Linked DNA regions of Mus musculus: region 1 is linked to region 2. A link is a loop called in an ENCODE intact Hi-C map of the cell type or tissue named here. Cell type or tissue: left cerebral cortex. All regions are shown on one strand.

Region 1 (2,500 bases), 160 kb after region 2:
TAGAGTTAAAGACACGGGTGCTCCCCCCCCACACACACACCTCCATCTCATATGTTTTAAGGAGTAGTATTAAGTAACCCTTAGTAGTTTCGCAACAGTGCCGAGGTTTACAGCATCAGGAGGCCCCTGACTTGTCAAGGATCATTATTCTGCAGTTGAGGAACCCAACCCTTCAGAATCCCAACCTGGCTGCCTTAGACTTCCTACTATGATTACAAAGTCTCAGTAGCTACCTGGGAGAGGGTCTGTTTTTGCAACAAGAGATATGATGTTGGCAAACCACCTAAGAACCATCACATATAAATGCCTCAATGAGAAAACAGATTTTTTTCCCCCTAGATAAATTGGTTATCATACAGAAAACGCCTCAAAGGCAACAGGTTTTACTCCCACAATACTTAGCATCTGTGCAATGCTCAAAAGAATTCCTAGATATAACGGAGGTTTTGTTGTTGTTGTTGTTGTTGTTGTTGTTAAATTGGGGTGTTTGAGGTTTGTTTGGTTGAGACAGGGTTTCTCTGTGTATTCTGTCTATCCAGGAGAGCCCTGTCTATCCTGGAACTAATTAGACCACGCTGATCTCAAACACAGAGATCCTGGTCTCTGTGAGAGTGCTGAGATTTAAGAAGTGTTCCCCCAGGCCCGACTTATAACGGAATTTTCTATGCTTGAAAAATTTCTGAGTTTCTTCCGGTTATACCCCACCACCACCACCACCCAGATTCCCAGCCCAAAACTCTCACTCAAGCAATGGGGGTGGGAGTGGGGGGGTGACCGCCCCCTACACCTCTGTCACTCAAAGTGTGGTCGGTCCACAGACTCATTGCATGTGCGTTATAGGGGAGCTTATCAAATCAGAACGTGCTTTTTTGAAAAACAAGAAGTCCCAGGTAAACCTGATGTACATTAGAGGTGGAGGAACAATGCCTCAGAAGTTTGATAGATACAAACACACTTTCCCACGCCATGGGGCGCACCGCACACTCCTGCCCAGACCCAGGGTGAGGTCCCGACACCTGCCAAGAAGGAGCGGCACTCCGCTGAGACAGCGTCCCCGCCCCACCGGCTCACCTTGATGCGCTCTCCATCAATATCCACGGCTCGCTCTCGGAAGTCCACCCCGATCGTGGCCTCGGTGCGGTCGGGGAAGCGGCCGGCGCAGAAGCGGTAAGTCAGGCACGTCTTGCCCACGTTCGAGTCGCCGATCACTATGATCTTGAAGATGCGGGAGCGGGCGGGAGGCAAACACCCAGACGCCCCTGACACCGCACAGCTGGACGAGAAGCTGACCTCCAGCGACGACTCCATCTCCGAAGTCATCCTCCCGCCCCGCCCCGAGCTGAGCCGGAGCACAGAAGCCGCGGGAATGACGCCACGCCAGCGACAGCGCTCCCTAGCAGTGACAAACGACGCCCAACTCCCCACAGCCCGCGGGCACCGCGGCGCGCGTGCGCGAGCAGCCCCTGCCCACCCAGGTGTGGCGCCCCGCTAAGGCCCCGGCGCACGCGCAGTAGGCCTCCGCCAGTCGGTGCGGTGTACCTGGAAAGATGCGTCGGCGCTCCCTGGCTGGACTGCGGCTCAGAAGGTCCGCCCGAGGGACCTCTATGTGCCGCGCTCCAGCCTTCTGACCGCCTCGCCACGTCCGAGGTTCCCGAGCTCTGGAGGAAGCTGCGCAGCCCCCGGGGGCGGGGAGAGAGAGAGAGACAGCGGAGAGGAAGGAGGCGCGGCCCGGCTGTGGTCTCGCGAGAGGCGGCGGCGCAGTGGCGTCGTGGCCGCCTGGTCGCAGCCGGGGTTGGGGCTTGGAGTTGGGCTCTGAGCATCCCCTGTGCTCACCGCTTCCTCCGGGCCTCCGTGGAGCGGGGCGGAACGGCGTGGGCAGGAGGGTGAGAGGCTACTCAGCTCCTGAACCTGATCTTGGCCGTAGAGACTCTCCTCTACCTCTGCCTTCCCGGTGCTGCAATGAAAAGTGTACACTACCACGACCCGCTCAGTTTGTTTTGTAAAAGAGACAAATTGTTTTCGGCTGGTTTGAGCAACACAAGTCTTAAATCTCTGTGATTCTCTTCAACTCCATAGAGTTCCAGGACAGCCAGGTCTCCTTGAGGCAGGATCTCTCAGTCAAACCCAGAGCTCATTCCATAGAGCTAGTCTTGGTAGCTAACTTGCTCTGGGGATTCTGTCTCCATCTTCCAAGGTAGGAATTACAGGAGGTCTTCCATGCCTGCTCAGCATTGCCTTGGGTTCTGGGGATCCAAATTTAGAACCATCTCCTTATTCCCTTCTTTCCTATCCAGCCCCCCCCCCCCAGGATTTTCATATTGTAGCTAAAGCTGGCCTAGAACCTCACTGTGTATCCAGGCTGGCTCTGATTTTTGTGGGAATCCTGTCTTAGTCTCCTGAATACTAGGGTTACAGGTGTGAGACTATGCCTGGCTGAATGTTACCATTGGTTTAAAATTAAAAATAAGTACCACTTAAGCTGAATGTAATACCACATGCC
Region 2 (2,500 bases):
GAAGATGTGTGCCCTGCCTGACTTATTTCAAGGTGGCTCTACTTAATGAGAGGAAAAATGGACCCTGACCAAGTAGCTCAGTTAAGTGCCACCGCTTACAATACTAATAGAATCCAGCCCACCAAGTCCATGGCAAAGTCACGGCTCTTAACCCGCAGGCCCCCAGAAGCCTTAGGGCTGTGTGAATCTACTCTCCTGAGTGGTATCTTCCGCATACCAGGTTGGGAATGTTCAGCAGTTGAGTCATGTATTTAAAAAAACGTTCTGTCAAAGGAGACAGAGGTCAAGCTACAGGAAGAAGCAAAGTTCCTGCAGGAGCCGCCCTCTGAAATCACATGCCTAGATCCCAAAGCTTGCTAGGGAGAGAGAGGCTATCCTACTGTTTAAGAAAGTCCATGAGAGGAAAATGTTAATGTGTTGTTGTTTCCAATTCGTAAGAATCATCCGTCCTCCCTCTCACCTTTAACCCAAATGGCCAGGTCTAGGCGTGGCTGACGCTGGTCTTCTGCAAGTTATTTTGCCATTGGTGCCTTTGACTTCTGCTGTTGTAAATGTTACTTTAAGATCATAAAACTAGTAATATTCCAGACCTGGAGAAGATCTTATAAACTAGTAATGTAGCCAGGTATGGTGGCACACACCTTTAATGCCAGCATTCAAGAGGCAGAGAGGCAGGGTCAGTATGGGCTCCAGGCCAGTTACTGCTACATAACATGACCCTATCAGTAGTAATAGCCGGGCCTTGGTAGTGTCCCAGATCTAGGGGGCTGCACGCCCCTAACCTGCTTCTTACTCTGGTGCCCACCGAATCTCAACGCACCAGTGCCTACAGCAGAAACTTCAGAACAGCTGTACAGTCATGTTAGGGGAGGGAAATTCAAGGTGGGGGTGAAGCAGGGAAGAGAGATGACTCGTGACAGGGATCACATGGTCCAGTGTCTACTCTTATGGGCGACTTTACCTTGGCAGGTCTTCACAAGATCCTCACAGTAACAACCCACATTTTTCACAAGGAAAAAGTGAGGCACAAAAAAAGACAGAGAGAACTGCCAGGCAGGCATAGTGTTTCGCCTTTAATTCCAGCACTCGGTAGGCAGAAGCAGGCAGATCTCTGAGTTCCAGGACAGCCACAGCTACACAGAAAAATCCTGTCTCCAAAAACAAAACAAAACAAAACAAAAAAGACGAAGGACTTCCGATGATGACACAGTTGATGAGGCGCAAACTCCGCGTGTCACTCTCTCCAGCTCAACACATTGTGCGCTCTTGCGGTCCTCCCATTATATTCAACTCCATCCCTCTTTGCCTGCTCCTTGTCCTGGAGCAGTCTGAGCATAGTAGGATGGACATGGCTCAGAGCTCCCGCAGCCTGCAGTTCTCCAGCCTTGCCACCAGATGGGGCAACTATAGGCAAACTCCTGCCTCTTACCAAAGCTCTTGAGACAGACATGCGTGGGGGGAGCGGCAGCAAGGAGAATGTCAAAACAGAGTTCTATTTAAGAAAGTGAAGCCTTCTGCCTGCCCCTGTCTCCCACCGGGATACTTGGTTGGCTCTCGGCAGGCTATAAGTGAATTAGCTTTTCTTCCTTCCGCAGCCTACTGCTAACCCACATCTGATTCTATTTTCTCTCCATTCCTGACACAGGGCAGGGCACTAATCCCCACCCACGTCAGAGAAGAGAGTGTCCTGAAGAGAGAGGGCGGCGACAGGCTGAGTGATGATGGAGAGGCTTTAAGCTGCAGCTCTTTCCTGCAGCTATTGGAAAGCCTTTTCTCTGGTACACGCCTTCCCGCACACCTACCCAATGCACACACATCACAACGTACAGCCCACACCATGCTCTGATCACATCAGGAGACACACACCGCATCACAACACCTGCGACACACACCACATCACAATACATCACATTGCAGCGATGCTCATTACAGTGCAACAAGAGCAACACATACAGTATACACATCACAACATATATCAAAATTCAGTGTATCTGAACATATACAGCTCACAGGTAACAATGTGTACGTCACATGACAAGACATATACCACACCAAACCACAACACACCACACAACACAAACATATCACAATATAGCAAGTCACACCATATGCATAACACATATGACACACACATCACATGACACTACATGTCTCAACAATGTCAACAATCCATAAAGACATCTGCAGTGCTGTGTTCATTTTTTCCCTTGTTCCTGTGATAAAACACCATGACAAAAGCAACTTAAAGAAGAAAGGGTTTATATTTGGTTCACAAGTAGATGTATGGGGCCATCATGATGCCACCCACAATGGGCAGATCTTCCCACTCCAATTAAACTAATCAAGACTAATGAATCTGGTCTACACAGGCGTGTGCAGAGCCTGTCTCAAATGTGATTGTAGAGGTCAAGCTGACAGCTGAGATTAGCCATCACCGCTGGTCAATGTTTACTGTCAGGGCTGGGAAGACAGCTCAGTGGCTACAAGCAAGTGCTATTCT

The links. Peaks named below come from ENCODE experiments on the same cell type or tissue, not always from the same donor. Only the 100,000 strongest peaks of a DNase experiment are listed, where the experiment ranks them.
Region 1: a loop joins it to region 2, with 7 times the contacts of the local background. A loop is called at or near these places in 12 of 42 quality-filtered maps.

What each region holds. Positions count from the first base shown.
Region 1 is chr3:51,483,152-51,485,651 of GRCm38, reverse strand. Rab33b (RAB33B, member RAS oncogene family) reads right to left here and starts at 1,686. Exons shown (of 2, transcript NM_016858.2): 1 at 1,072-1,686. The coding sequence starts at 1,320. In left cerebral cortex, a CTCF peak has its summit at 1,401; a DNase peak (open chromatin) is centred at 1,556; H3K4me3 peaks cover 2,142 bases; H3K27ac peaks cover 1,631 bases.
Region 2 is chr3:51,647,407-51,649,906 of GRCm38, reverse strand. It overlaps a transcript of Mgst2 not described here. Among named protein-coding and RNA genes, the nearest start is that of Mgst2, 13 kb to the left of the region's middle. In left cerebral cortex, a CTCF peak has its summit at 1,381 (motif pointing right); a DNase peak (open chromatin) is centred at 1,500; H3K4me3 peaks cover 376 bases.